4 separate regions of the Homo sapiens genome follow, and all the other regions are linked to region 2. Evidence: chromatin contacts called from ENCODE Hi-C or POLR2A ChIA-PET data. All regions are on one chromosome and are shown on one strand. The core of a region is the stretch at or near the end of the contact, and the rest is flanking DNA. Distances in the headings are between cores, read along the strand shown. Region 1 holds the start of HIGD2A (HIG1 hypoxia inducible domain family member 2A). Region 2 holds the start of NPM1 (nucleophosmin 1). Region 3 holds the start of LMAN2 (lectin, mannose binding 2). Region 4 holds the start of CLK4 (CDC like kinase 4).

Region 1 (3,138 bases), core at 196-2,695, 5.0 Mb after region 2:
CTGGCCTCAAGTAATCCGTCTGTGCCTTTTACCCCCAACACAATCTTGGTGACAAGGACTTTGTGTTTTGTTCTCTATTAAATCCCCAGGGTGCTTAGGATGTGACATGTTCTCAATAAGTAGTTAACCTAATGAATGGGCTTCGCGAATGAATTTGTTCCATTGCCTTAGGCAAGTTTCTTTTTATTCTTTCATGCCAGAGGAAAATGGCACTACCATTTCTTGAATAAATGTGAGGCTACAGCCACACAGTTAGATAGTCCCTAAGGCAAGGAGTGTTATACCCATTTTATAGATAGGCAGGCAGAGAAAGATGAATTGCTTGCTTTTCTTTTGGGAACCTGGATTCTTTTAATAGTTGTTGAAGCCTCCAGGGGGCCAGGCGGATCACTTGAGGCCCAGCCTGGCCAACATAGCGAAACCCTGCCTCTACTAAAACCACAAAAATCAGCCGGGTATGGTGGCACACGCTTATAATCCCAGCTATTTGGGACGCTGAGGTGGGATATAGCTTGAACCCGGGAAGGAGACTGCAGTCAGGGAAGCCTAGGGAAGCCTCAGACCAAGGATGATTGAATAACAAAGAAAAGGTGTAAGTAAAGATCTCCAACTCTTAGGGAGTACTAATTAGGAAAGTTAAGGGTAGAAAAAGATAAATTAAGGAAAATACCGTTGAGATGCTAATGGGTTAATTTCAGAGAAAAAAGACTGAGTAGAGGGGGTATGGGGAATGTGTGCTGGGGAGGGAGTGTGACGAAGGTCGTAAAGAGACCCTTGCTCAACGTCAGTTGAGCGTTCTGACTGTGGGGAGGTCGAAAACTCGGAAGGGCCTGAGGGAAGGAATGGGCAGTACCACGTTCTGACACCTAGGTCAGTATGGCGGGGGAAGAGTAAAGAAGACAAGGACCGAGACCCTGCCATGTCAGTACCTTTCTCTTACGGAGGGGCACCGCCCTGTTGGGGTCCACAGCCAACCCCATCTCGGCCAGGTTCTGCCGTACCGATTTAGCGTGGTCCCAGGCATGTCGGATGTGGGAGCTACCGGCAAAGAGAGACATCGCGGATCCGTCATCTCGCGGACCGTCCCGGCCGAGGCCCACGGCCACCCGGAACCCCAGCCCCCTCACCATTCGATCCGCGGCGCTGCCTTCCGTCGAGCATTCCGGTTCAGACGCTTTCGGTTGACACTGTAACCAAACTTCTGCCTCCGGGTTTTGCCCTTGGCCTTGGGCATCGCGCTGACCACCGCACCAGCAGCTCAAACACGCTGCCTCTGTCTCTCAGACCTCGTGTAACAAACTCCTTCCGGAAGGCGTGCACAAGGCTTTGCGGGCATTTGGGGAAATGTAGTCCTTTTGTAGCACTACCGTGCTGAGCACTACGACTCCCAGGATGCAACGAGCATTTGCGCCTGCGTACAAGGCTCAATTTATTCGTTTCCCCGCCCCTTTCATGACCTTCACCGGGAGGCTGAGGTCGGAGTCCCGATTTTCTCCTGCTGCTGTGGCCCGGACATGGCGACTCCCGGCCCTGTGATTCCGGAGGTCCCCTTTGAACCATCGAAGCCTCCAGTCATTGAGGGGCTGAGCCCCACTGTTTACAGGAATCCAGAGAGTTTCAAGGAAAAGTTCGTTCGCAAGACCCGCGAGAACCCGGTGGTACCCATAGGTAAGTGGGTGCGGTAGGAACTGCACAAGGAGAGGACAGTGATGTCGGAGGGAAGGAAGTAGAGAAGGACCAGAGCGCTAGCGGGGAGCGGAAGGAGAGCGGACTAGAGAAGAGACGAGGGGGCGGGGCGGTGAGGGGCGAAACTGATTGGAGCGGGAGCAGCGGGTTTAGGGGGCGGGATTTGGGGCCTAAGATTGGGAGGACTCTGTAACTAGGAAGACCTCGACTCGACCTACCCTCGCCGCCCTCCCTCCGCTGTGATCCAGAGATCTTGGCTTTGGGGAAGCGAGACCCAAAGCGGGGAATGACCTGCGGGGCCCGACCTGCTGTTTCCCAGTTGCTTTGTCCCCTCCTCAGGTTGCCTGGCCACGGCGGCCGCCCTCACCTACGGCCTCTACTCCTTCCACCGGGGCAACAGCCAGCGCTCTCAGCTCATGATGCGCACCCGGATCGCCGCCCAGGGTTTCACGGTCGCAGCCATCTTGCTGGGTCTGGCTGTCACTGCTATGAAGTCTCGACCCTAAGCCCAGGGTCTGGCCTTGAAAGCTCCGCAGAAATGATTCCAAAACCCAGGGAGCAACCACTGGCCCTACCGTGGGACTTACTCCCTCCTCTCCTTTGAGAGGCCCATGTGTCGCTGGGGAGGAAGTGACCCTTTGTGTAACTGTAACCGAAAGTTTTTTCAAAAATCCTAGATGCTGTTGTTTGAATGTTACATACTTCTATTTGTGCCACATCTCCCCTCCACTCCCCTGCTTAATAAACTCTAAAAATCCACTTGTATTTAATTCAGTATCATCCCCATGGTTTTTGGTCTTTGATTTTGGAGGAAACGGACTTTGGAGTGGTGCTTAGAAATCGTGTAGTCTAGTGATTCCCGAACTTTCCTAGTAACAGCCACCCAGGGCACTTTGAAAGCAGAGATTTGGCCAGGCGCAGTGGCTCACACCTGTAATCCCAGCACTCTGGGAGGCCGAAGCGAGCGGATCACCTGAGGTCAAGAGTTCAAGACCAGCCTGACCAACATGGAGAAACCCCATCTCTACTAAAAATACAAAATTAGCTGGGCGTGGTGTTGCGTGCCTGTAATCCCAGCTACTCGCGAGGCTGAGGCAGGAGAATCACTTGAACCCGGGAGGCGGAGGTTGTGGTGAGCTGAGATCGCGCCATTGCACTTCAGCCTGGGCAACAAGAGCAAAACTCCATCTCAAAAAAAAAAAAAAAAAAAAAGAATCTCAAGGTCACTCCTTGAGATTCTAGTTCAGTGGGCCTAGAGTAATGCCATTTGAAAAATACTGGTCTAGCCAGCAGTTTTTCAGACTTTCAGTAGGACAACCTTCCTTCAGATGAGGCCTCCCATAGTCGGGTCAGAGGCAGAGGGTTCTGCCCTCCACTCCGCATAACCTCCTCACCCTGCTCCCACCTCCCTAGAGTCTATGGGGCTCCACTGATCTAGACCATCTAGTTCTT
Region 2 (2,977 bases), core at 205-2,704:
CCGAGGTCAGGAGTTTGAGCCCAGCCTGGAGAACACAGCGAAACCCCATCCCTCCTAAAATACAAAAATTAGTCGGGCGTGGTGGCATGCACCTGTAGTCCTCGCTACTCGGGAGCCCGGGAGGCGGAGGTTGCATCCAGCGGAGATCACGCCACTGCACTCCAGCCTGGACAACACAGCGAGACTCTGTCTCCACACACACACAAAAAAAGGCATAACAAATTTAAGTGACTCAAAGCTTTATGTGACACAGGAGCTCTCAGAAAGGAACAGTTAAATTATAACATGTCCATATTATGCGTTAGTATGTGTCCACAACTAACCCATAATATGGACATGTTATAATTTAACTGTTCATTCCTCTCTTGATAGACACTGAAATCGTCTCTATAATTTTCCTGTAAGAAATAATGCCTTGGGGTGGGGGTGTCTTCCTTTCTGAGGCTATCATTTGTATTCCTCACTTCTTAAATTTGTTTGATATGTTGAGGCTTAAAAAAAAAAGATTACGGGTCTTCAGAACGCCCCAATGCCCGCGGGGTGCTGGGGTGCCTCGGAGTTTGTCAAGGTGTAGCTTAAAACGTTAATTCCCATGCTCGCTCCCAAATATTCGAATTAAGGCTTCTGTAGTTCTTACAAGTCACCCGCTTTCTTTCAGGAGGAATGTTAAAGATTAAGAGCGGCAAGAAGTCAGAGTCGGCCCACCCTCCGAGCTCTCTTAGGGCGATGTCCTTGCTAATTTGGAGACTGATTCAGTCCCCTTTTGGCCCCCAAGTTACGTAAAGATAAGGACTTTGGAGATGTTTTCTCAGGAAGGACAGAGCTGAAAAACAAAGTTCCGTAAGTCTGGCCGGTAACTACATCTTTCCTTCCTAACAAAGAATAAGCCGCAATTCACTCTCTCTGGCACCTGAACTTTGGGGTAACGATTAACTGCGATCCGAAGCCTTCAGGCAAGTAAAAAATTCCTGAAGTGATTACGCCTGTTTGGAGGCTTGCAGGGCACTAGGGGATGGGGAAAGGTGAATCGAGGTGCTCTCTGGCTCATTCGCAGCCGGCTAACCCGCCATATCTTACACAGCTAAGGGCTGCCGACGCCATTTTGCAGGGTGGGCTGCGCAGACTCTTGGCGGGAGGCCGGCGCGCTTGAGCGGGAGAGGACGTGGAAGGGTTGGAGGTGGGGAGTGCGCGTTACGACTGGAAAGCACGCGTGCGCACAGGCGACAGCAGCGGAGGGGTGGGGCCAGTGTACGAGTGCGCGTGCTCGGTGGGAGCCCGCGGAGTACCTGGAAGGAGGTGGGGGCGAGGTAGAAAGGAGTGGGGTTGAAAAGCGCTTGCGCAGGACGGCTACGGTACGGGGGTGGGAGGGCTTCGGAGCACGCGCGCGGAGGCGGGACTTGGGAAGCGCTCGCGAGATCTTCAGGGTCTATATATAAGCGCGGGGAGCCTGCGTCCTTTCCCTGGTGTGATTCCGTCCTGCGCGGTTGTTCTCTGGAGCAGCGTTCTTTTATCTCCGTCCGCCTTCTCTCCTACCTAAGTGCGTGCCGCCACCCGATGGAAGATTCGATGGACATGGACATGAGCCCCCTGAGGCCCCAGAACTATCTTTTCGGTAACTGCTGGGGGGAGCTGGAGCGAGGCCGAGCGGGGCCTGGTGGCGGTGAGGGTGGGGGTGAGGGGCGGGAATCCGGCTGCAACCGGGTCTGGTGGAGACCGCCAGACCGACGGGAGGCCTGAGCGGGTGGGAAGAGCTGCCTGAGCCCTGGACCTGGAGGGATTGGAGCCGCGGGGGGAGCCGGTGGCGTGAAGGGGGAGGAGACGAGCGGCCTGAAGCGTCTGGGGCGTGAGCGGTCCGAGGCCCGGGGCCTGAGGTAAAGTGGAACCGGCCGCCTGGAAGTTCGGCCTTTGCCGGGGATACGTGGCGGAGCTCCAGGCGTGGTTTATTTTCTAACGGCGGTGGTTCATAGGCTTCTGATGCCAGGCCCCGGGTTGGTGGTCCTGGAGGCTGGGTTCACCGGGAAGCATGGGCCTGCTTGTTGGAGCGGGTAGATGCACAGCCTGGCGTTATTCTGGCCTCAGAGCCTGGAGCTGCCGGACGTAGACTTACCTCGCGTGCTTCGGCCAGTTACTGGGGGTGGGGAGGCGCGGCGCGGCGTGAGGAGGCCGCAACCGCTGGGAGCACGTGGTTGCCACGTGGTTGGGGGAGGGAGGGGGGTGTGGGCGCTACATCCGGGACTCACCGGCGTGTTGCCACTCGTGAGCCAGGGATGCTGTGGCTCTGTTGAAGTGGGAAATGTTAAGAGGCTGGTAGCACTAGGGTTCTGGAGGTCTTTGTTCAGTGCTTACAGCATGTACTGTGATGGCAGCTCTCATTTTTTTGAGCCCCTTTTCTGTCTCACTGCGGTAGGTGGAGCTAGCCCCACTTTGCAGATGAGGATACTGGTGCCCAGAGATAAACTCACTTAACGAAGGTTGTACTTAGTAAAGGCAATAAGAGACTAAATCTAAACCAAGACGCTTGACTCCGTAGCTGCTGCTTCGTGAATATTAATGAGGCTTCGTTTTAGGGGGACGTCCTCGCATGCCGCCATTTGTGCGGCATTGACCAAACTGCTTTTCTAAATACAAGAAACACGTAGAGTGTTCGGTTTGAGTCAGATCAAGACCTAAGACTATTCGCAGAATTTTGGGAGCACCACCCCCCTCGACTTGCGGTAGTCCTGCCCCAAAAAGGAGAGTCCCACTTGGGTTTTTGATCTCAGTAGGATTAATTGCAGAAGCCTAATCTTTGTACTATTCAGACTTTGAAGTAAATGCAAATCCTACCGTGAATTTTATCTTGTTCATTATCCGTGCTGAGATTTGTTAATTAAACGTCTGTTCACATTTAAGCATGTATATGTATTGGTAACGGTTAGATGATAGTTAAATGGAATCATTTAAAATTTTTATTCTGACAGTGTTTTGAAGAATTTTG
Region 3 (2,960 bases), core at 13-2,512, 6.0 Mb after region 2:
CAGTGTGGATTCTGTGTAGCAGCTGTCATTGGCCACTGCTCACATACTACATACTACATACTCTGAGGCAAAGGTCACAGACACTAGAACTGCCCACAGGTCCAGTCCCTCCACACTACTGATGACAAGACCCTCAACCAAGCATTGCAAAAAGGGTTCTAAGGGGTTCCTCCACTGTCCAGGTGAAAAGAGTCAAGTACATCGAGTGAACTGCTGGGCTTAGAGATCAGACAAATCAGAGTTTAAATACTGTTTATGACATTTGCTAGCTGGGTTATCTTTGTATAGTCATGAAAGCCATCTATTTCAAACAGCTTGTTTGAAAATTAAATGCAATAAGGCATGGCAAGGTCAGTGCCTAATACACAGCAAAACACCCAATAAAGATCCAGTTCGCTCGGTTCTTCCCATTACTGAGGGGGTTCAAGGCAGACAGCCTGACAGTTCCACTACTTTCTGGCTATGTAACTTTGGGTAAGGCCCTTTCAAACCTGAGTCTTAGCTTCTCAGTGGGTAAAATGGAGATAACATTACTCATCTCGCATGGCTTTTAAAGTGAGGAGGATGTAAAGTGTCAAGCGCAGCTCCTGACACATAGTAAGTACCCAATACCCATCGCCTCTTATTATTGGTGGGTGTGACCGAGATGAGGAAAAGGCCAGGGACGGAGGTGCAAACCTATAAACGAAGCTGGGGTCTCAGCTGCTCGGGAGGCAGGGACTAGCAGCCAACCGCACAGTACGCCTATCCTCTTGAGAACCACTCACCTGGTGGTTCCAGATAGAGCCCTCTTTGCTGCGCTCGTCAGGGGTCAGACGTACGTACTGGCTCGTGAGCATAGTGCTGCCCTGGAAGTCCCAGAGGGGCATAGAGCTGGAACCGACCCCTGTGGGAAGAGACAGGTGCTAAGAGGCCACGCCAGGACTGGCCTCACCAGAGGCAGGAAACCCACAGAGATGCTCTGCTCAGGAGAAAGGGCACGCCTTCCCCTAGCCCTGTTCAGCCTCGCCCTCACTCTTCACTCATTCCCGCCCCAAGGGCTTCACCTTGGTAGGGCTTAATGAGCGAATGCTCCCGCTTGAGATGTTCACTGTTGCCGTCAGTTATATCCGCAGTCACAGACCCCAACAACAAAAGAAGAAAGAGAGGTGTAGTGGGGCCAGGGCCGGGGCCGAGAAGCCCAGGCCTTCCCAGGCACCGCCGGCCCCAGCCCCAACGCCAAATCCAGCCTTCCGCCGCCATTCTCCTCTCCTCTCGGCCACTTCCGCCCTAGAACTTCCGCCTTCCGGGGGTCCCATCTATTGGCCTCCGGCCGGAAGCTCTTCAACTTTACTGTCGCCAGGGAGTCAAAAAGCAAAGCCTCCGCAGCAGACGGGGCGGCAGCTGCATTGGCCGGGCAGCCTCTCATCCTGGTTGAGTGCAGTTTCATCTCCTTAGAGGCTCCAAGGCACACGCCGGCCAGCCCCAGCAATGGGTTCTTTCGAGCGACAAGAGCTGTAACCAGTCACGGAACAGCACGTTAGGCTTGCGAGCCAATGAGGAGCAGAGGGATGGTTGGAGCCGGCGGGAGCGCGAGGGCCGTCCGCGACTCGGGGCATGCTGGAATTTGTAGTTTTTGTCGGTCGCTCTAATGGGGCGGATTCGCGAAGACTAGGACGTCTTGGGCTTCTGGCCGCAAGTCCCGTCTCTGGAATAACCTTTTCTAGTCCTGGAGAAAGGAGCTCTGAATTGAAGGCGGAGTCCTGCATTCCAACCCTTGTCCTCCCCGGGTGGCCCTGGGCAAGCCTTTAAGCCGTGCCTGCCGTCAGGCGCCCCAGCTTCGCGCCTTTGGAGACTCAGAATTCCCAATTATTTGAGGGCCTCCACTACCCTCAACTCCTCAGGCCTAGTCGGGTTGAAGCAAGAGGAACAGACACAGATCCTGGCCTGGGACCCCAGTGATGACTGGAACTCATCCCTATGCAAAAGAGCGCAGTGCCTGGTACAGCAAGTAACGTCCATGGAAGGCCCAGGAAAGCTGTGAATCAGAGGTCGAAAACTGGTGGCCTGCAGCTGAATAGAGCTCTGTTTTACCTGCCAATATTCTAATAAATGGCTTAACTACCAGTATTTTAAAGTCAGAATATAGAGGCTGGGCGTGGTGGCTCACGCCTGTAATCCCAGCACTTTGGGAGGCTGAGGCCGGCGGATCACGAGATCGGGAGATCGAGACCATCCTGGCTAGCACGGTGAAACCCCGTCTCTACTAAAAAATACAAAAAATTAGCCGGGCGTGGTGGCAGGTGTCTGTAGTCCCAGCTACTCGGGAGGCTGAGCCAGGAGAATGGCTTGAACCCAGGAGGCAGAGCTTGCAGTGAGCCGAAATCGCGTCACTGCACTCCAGCCTGGGCGACAGAGCGAGACTCTGTCACACACACACACACACACACACACACACACACACACACACACAAAGTCGGAATATGTACATTCACATCAGAAATCCAGACTTCCGGCTGAGCTCAGTGGCTGAGGCCTGTAATCCTAGCACTTTGGGAGGCAGAGGCGAGCAGATTACCTGAGCTCAGGAGTTTCAGACCAGCCTGGGCAACACGGTGAAACCCCGTCTCTACTAAAATACAAAAGAAATTAACGGCGTGGTGGCGGACACCTGTAGTCCCAGCTACTCGGGAGGCTGAGGCAGGAGAATTGCTTGAACCCAGGAGGCAGAGGTTGCAGTGAGCAGAGATCACGCCATTGCATTCCAGCCGGGGCGACAGAGCAAGACTCTGTCTCTACAAAAAAAAAAAAAAAGAAGAAGAAGAAGAAGAAAAGAAATCCAGACTTCCGTTTTTTTACCCAAAAAAAAAAAAAAAGAAGCAGCAGCAAAAGATCTAGGCACACATTCCCACAACAGAACAATAGGCTGGAGCTGAATGGGACTGCCCCTCCACCAATGCCTTCCTCTTCTAAGCTGGTCC
Region 4 (2,994 bases), core at 309-2,808, 7.2 Mb after region 2:
TACCAAAGTTGTATTTTAACCACATCAGGAACTCAGCTTGGTTAAGCATTTTTAAATCATAGCAAGCAAAATCACATCTGATGACCGAGCGTTATTATTATGACCCTCCATTACTATGAAGTTTTTTTCAAGACTTATGTATCTTCTTCAGTTTTGTTTTTTCCTCTTCTACTGTAAGTCTGCTTACAACCAGCTAACCTCCAGCAAAACAGAACTCTCAAATTATCAGTTAATATGCAAACATTAAAATAAGAACGAGCTCCGTTGTGAGAGTCCAAAATTCTTCTCAAGTTCACTACTTCAAATGTAATTCAGCTGTTAGTCCCAGCCTCTGACCTCCCCCACTCACCCTGCAATGTTCAAAAATATTTTATCTGGAGGCACAAAGATCACCCGACCCACGTTCTACGTGGTAAGGTTCCTTCGCATACATAAAAAAGAAAAGCTATCTAGAATCATGACACTGCCTCTAATAAAGCATCCCACATGCTAGAGTAGGTATCTTTCAAAAAATAATGACACAATGGATCTCATATGTAGATCCATCGCCACTGCCCTTAAGATCCTGTAGTTCTTGACAACTTTACGCTACGTACATGGCTTAAAAACATCGAAACAGGTTATAAGTTTAGGATTGGATGGCTCCAAGAGGACTGCATTTAATGGGTTACAAGCCTGTAGGGGTGTGTAAAAAGCACAATCGCACAGGACAGCTATGAGGCAAGACAAAGTGGCTGGCGAGTTCAGTTTGCGGGGCGGTTTCCTAAGGATCGGATAAGCCTATCTGGACTATTTAGGCAACCAGGGATAATAAGATGCAAAACCACCAGAAACGCAGGTTCGCTGCAACAATGTTGTGTTCAGCATAGCACAGAGGACTAGCCTCCGCAAATTTCCACCTCTCACAAGCAGCTACTGCCCTCAACCACCTGGATTTGCACGGACGCCCGGTCCCCACCTCCCGGCTCCTGGGCACCCGGCCAGTGCCTTTGGCGCACTCAAGACAGGGGCAAATGCTTGACTCTGGAAAACCCCCGAAACGCTACAAACGGCCCAGGCCAGGAATCCAGGGGAAGACTTGATCTCCGACAACACGAATGCCAGAGACGGCTCTCGAAGGGTCTCCCGACAGGTCCTAGCGCCCGCCGGCTGGAAGAGGTCCCGACAGGGTTAACCAACAGCCGCGCTCGCCAGGCAGCAGGGGACCGCGAGCCCACGGCCTCCGGAGCCGCGACGCGAGCGGCCAGGGCCCTCAGAGAAGGGTCAGCGGCAGAACCGCGACGCCCGAGCAACTTTCGGTGCTGCCGGCGTGCACCAGCCGAGCAGCGCCTCGCAGAACTCCCAACTCAGCTCCAGAAGCCCAGGCCCCTAACGCGGTCGTTTCTCCGACACCTGGCTCGGAGACCTAAAGACCGACAGCCGCCTGTCCCAGCACACACCATCTGCAACCCTACCTCCGCAAAAGCAAATGGCCCTTCGGCCGAGAAATGTCGCCAAACTGCCGTCTTCCCTCCTCGGCCGCTGCGACAAACACCCCACAAAATGGCGGCAGCGCCGTCGCCCTAGAATCCCCCGAGTCGCCTCTAGCACCACCTACGCCGCGCGAACGCGCCTGCGTGACAGAACCTTGCGCGCTCCCGCCGCTCCACCTAAGGGCGGGGCTCCACGTGACGTAAGAGCGGGGCTCGAGCCTCCACACTGCGGCTGCGCGGCCCAAGCATTTCCACCCCCCCCCCCCCGCCCACCCGGTCCCGGGGCCTCTAGGCCGGGAGGGTGTTTACGTTCTCTACGGGCTCGGGTGGAACCGGGAAGGAACGCCCGTGTCCCGCCCTCAGTGTGTACCGCGTGTCTGCCCCCTCCCCCGGGACCTCAACTCCCGCAGCCGGCACCCGACAACGGCCCCAAAACCGCCTAGGGCGGGCCTTGGCTGGTCCCTGGGCTGTTCCCTGGACTGGGTGCTTGTCCTGCCCACTTGGCGCTTCCAGTCTAAGGTGGATTCGGACAAAGAGGCTGTCTCAGAAAACAAGCTCAAGGGGTGCTAATCTTTTCAAGGCACGTGCTCCTATTCAGAACAAAACAAAAACCCGGAGGTTTCAATGGAGACTCCTGACAAGGTTTTCCTGTTAGGATCCCTACCTCCTGAGCAGTTAAGGTCGCTGGAAGTTTCCCTAACGAAGTTTTCCCCATTTTTTTTTGTCCCTGCGGGCTGATTTTATTCAAGGCTGAAAAATGTCTCTGAGCTAGTGATAGTCCGTTATGGGGCTTGCTTACCTCAAATAAGGTATTCTGCAGTTCTGAGGACCCTCAGGCAGTTCCCCCGTGTAAGTATGTAACATGAGAAATATTAGGGTCAAAGTCGGAGCCCTGTGGGGAACACTCAAGGGCCAGAGGGAAAGGGGCCTGAGAAGGAATGATCAGCAGAGGAGGAGAACCAAGAATAGGGTGTCAAAGCAAGGAAGGGCGTAAGTGAGGGAAAGGGTTTAGGTGAGACTGAAGATCGTGGGGGGGGACGGCGGGCGGGGTGGGGGTTGGCTTCTGTATTCTGACGGGGATTCGCTGGATAAAAGGGAAAGCTAGAAATCAAATTTGGGAGGGTAGGGTTGAACTCTTGCGGGTATTAGCCCAGTAGCATGTGGGAGACCTGTTATCCTGTTAGGTGAAAGGAGGGAACGGAAATACCTTTAGTGATCTAACATGATAGAAACTTGTGCCATCTGGTTTGGGTAAGTAGGGTAAATTTAGATAAATCTCGGAGATTGTACAGCATTTCAAAAAGTAAGTTGAATTTTCATGGAGATTGCACTCCAAGAAGCGAAGTTGAAAAGAAACTTGGAAAACTGGAAGGGTAAACTCTTTATGCTACAGAATGAAACAAATGATATTATTTTCATCTAGAATAGCCACCATTTTTGCATCTACAAATTTAAATCTTACTCATCCTTGAAAGGCCATTTCTTTAAGATGCTGTCTCTGACATGAGTTCCCACCCATTTC

What was found. Hi-C counts contacts between places; a loop is a spot of excess contacts on that map. ChIA-PET counts read pairs that join two places held with the same protein, here RNA polymerase II (POLR2A). Pooled maps may share reads with other maps.
Region 1: a loop to region 2 is called in a pooled map, with 28 times the contacts of the local background. The contact joins the promoter of HIGD2A here to the promoter of NPM1 in region 2. A Hi-C loop is called at or near these places in 1 of 37 single-sample maps with no recorded cell type and 12 of 50 pooled maps. POLR2A ChIA-PET finds 5 or more read pairs at or near these places in 1 of 52 experiments (activated T-cell).
Region 3: a pooled map shows a loop between it and region 2 (10-fold over the local background). The contact joins the promoter of LMAN2 here to the promoter of NPM1 in region 2. A Hi-C loop is called at or near these places in 2 of 50 pooled maps. POLR2A ChIA-PET finds 5 or more read pairs at or near these places in 2 of 52 experiments (Caco-2 and GM12878).
Region 4: a loop to region 2 is called in a map of CD4-positive, alpha-beta T cell, with 11 times the contacts of the local background. The contact joins the promoter of CLK4 here to the promoter of NPM1 in region 2. A Hi-C loop is called at or near these places in 2 of 168 maps with a recorded cell type or tissue (CD4-positive, alpha-beta T cell and naive thymus-derived CD4-positive, alpha-beta T cell) and 6 of 50 pooled maps.

Annotation. Positions count from the first base shown.
Region 1 is chr5:176,387,306-176,390,443 of GRCh38, forward strand. HIGD2A (HIG1 hypoxia inducible domain family member 2A) reads left to right here and starts at 1,446. Exons shown (of 2, transcript NM_138820.4): 1 at 1,446-1,668; 2 at 2,026-2,456. The coding sequence starts at 1,515. The coding sequence ends at 2,192. NOP16 (NOP16 nucleolar protein) reads right to left here and starts at 1,293. Exons shown (of 5, transcript NM_016391.8): 1 at 1,128-1,293; 2 at 930-1,038. The coding sequence starts at 1,234. It also overlaps a transcript of ARL10 not described here. RefSeq lists enhancers at 597-1,280, 932-2,131, 1,404-1,723, 1,924-2,143, 1,965-2,648.
Region 2 is chr5:171,386,395-171,389,371 of GRCh38, forward strand. NPM1 (nucleophosmin 1) reads left to right here and starts at 1,455. Exons shown (of 11, transcript NM_002520.7): 1 at 1,455-1,612. The coding sequence starts at 1,555. It overlaps MIR3912 (microRNA 3912), which reads right to left and starts at 366; the gene lies at 262-366. RefSeq lists silencers at 1,736-1,795, 2,116-2,175.
Region 3 is chr5:177,350,406-177,353,365 of GRCh38, forward strand. It overlaps LMAN2 (lectin, mannose binding 2), which reads right to left and starts at 1,263. Exons shown (of 8, transcript NM_006816.3): 1 at 1,047-1,263; 2 at 768-886. The coding sequence starts at 1,242. RefSeq lists enhancers at 1,204-1,393, 1,404-1,453 and a silencer at 1,348-1,562.
Region 4 is chr5:178,625,492-178,628,485 of GRCh38, forward strand. CLK4 (CDC like kinase 4) reads right to left here and starts at 1,559. Exons shown (of 13, transcript NM_020666.3): 1 at 1,455-1,559. RefSeq lists enhancers at 505-1,185, 918-1,527.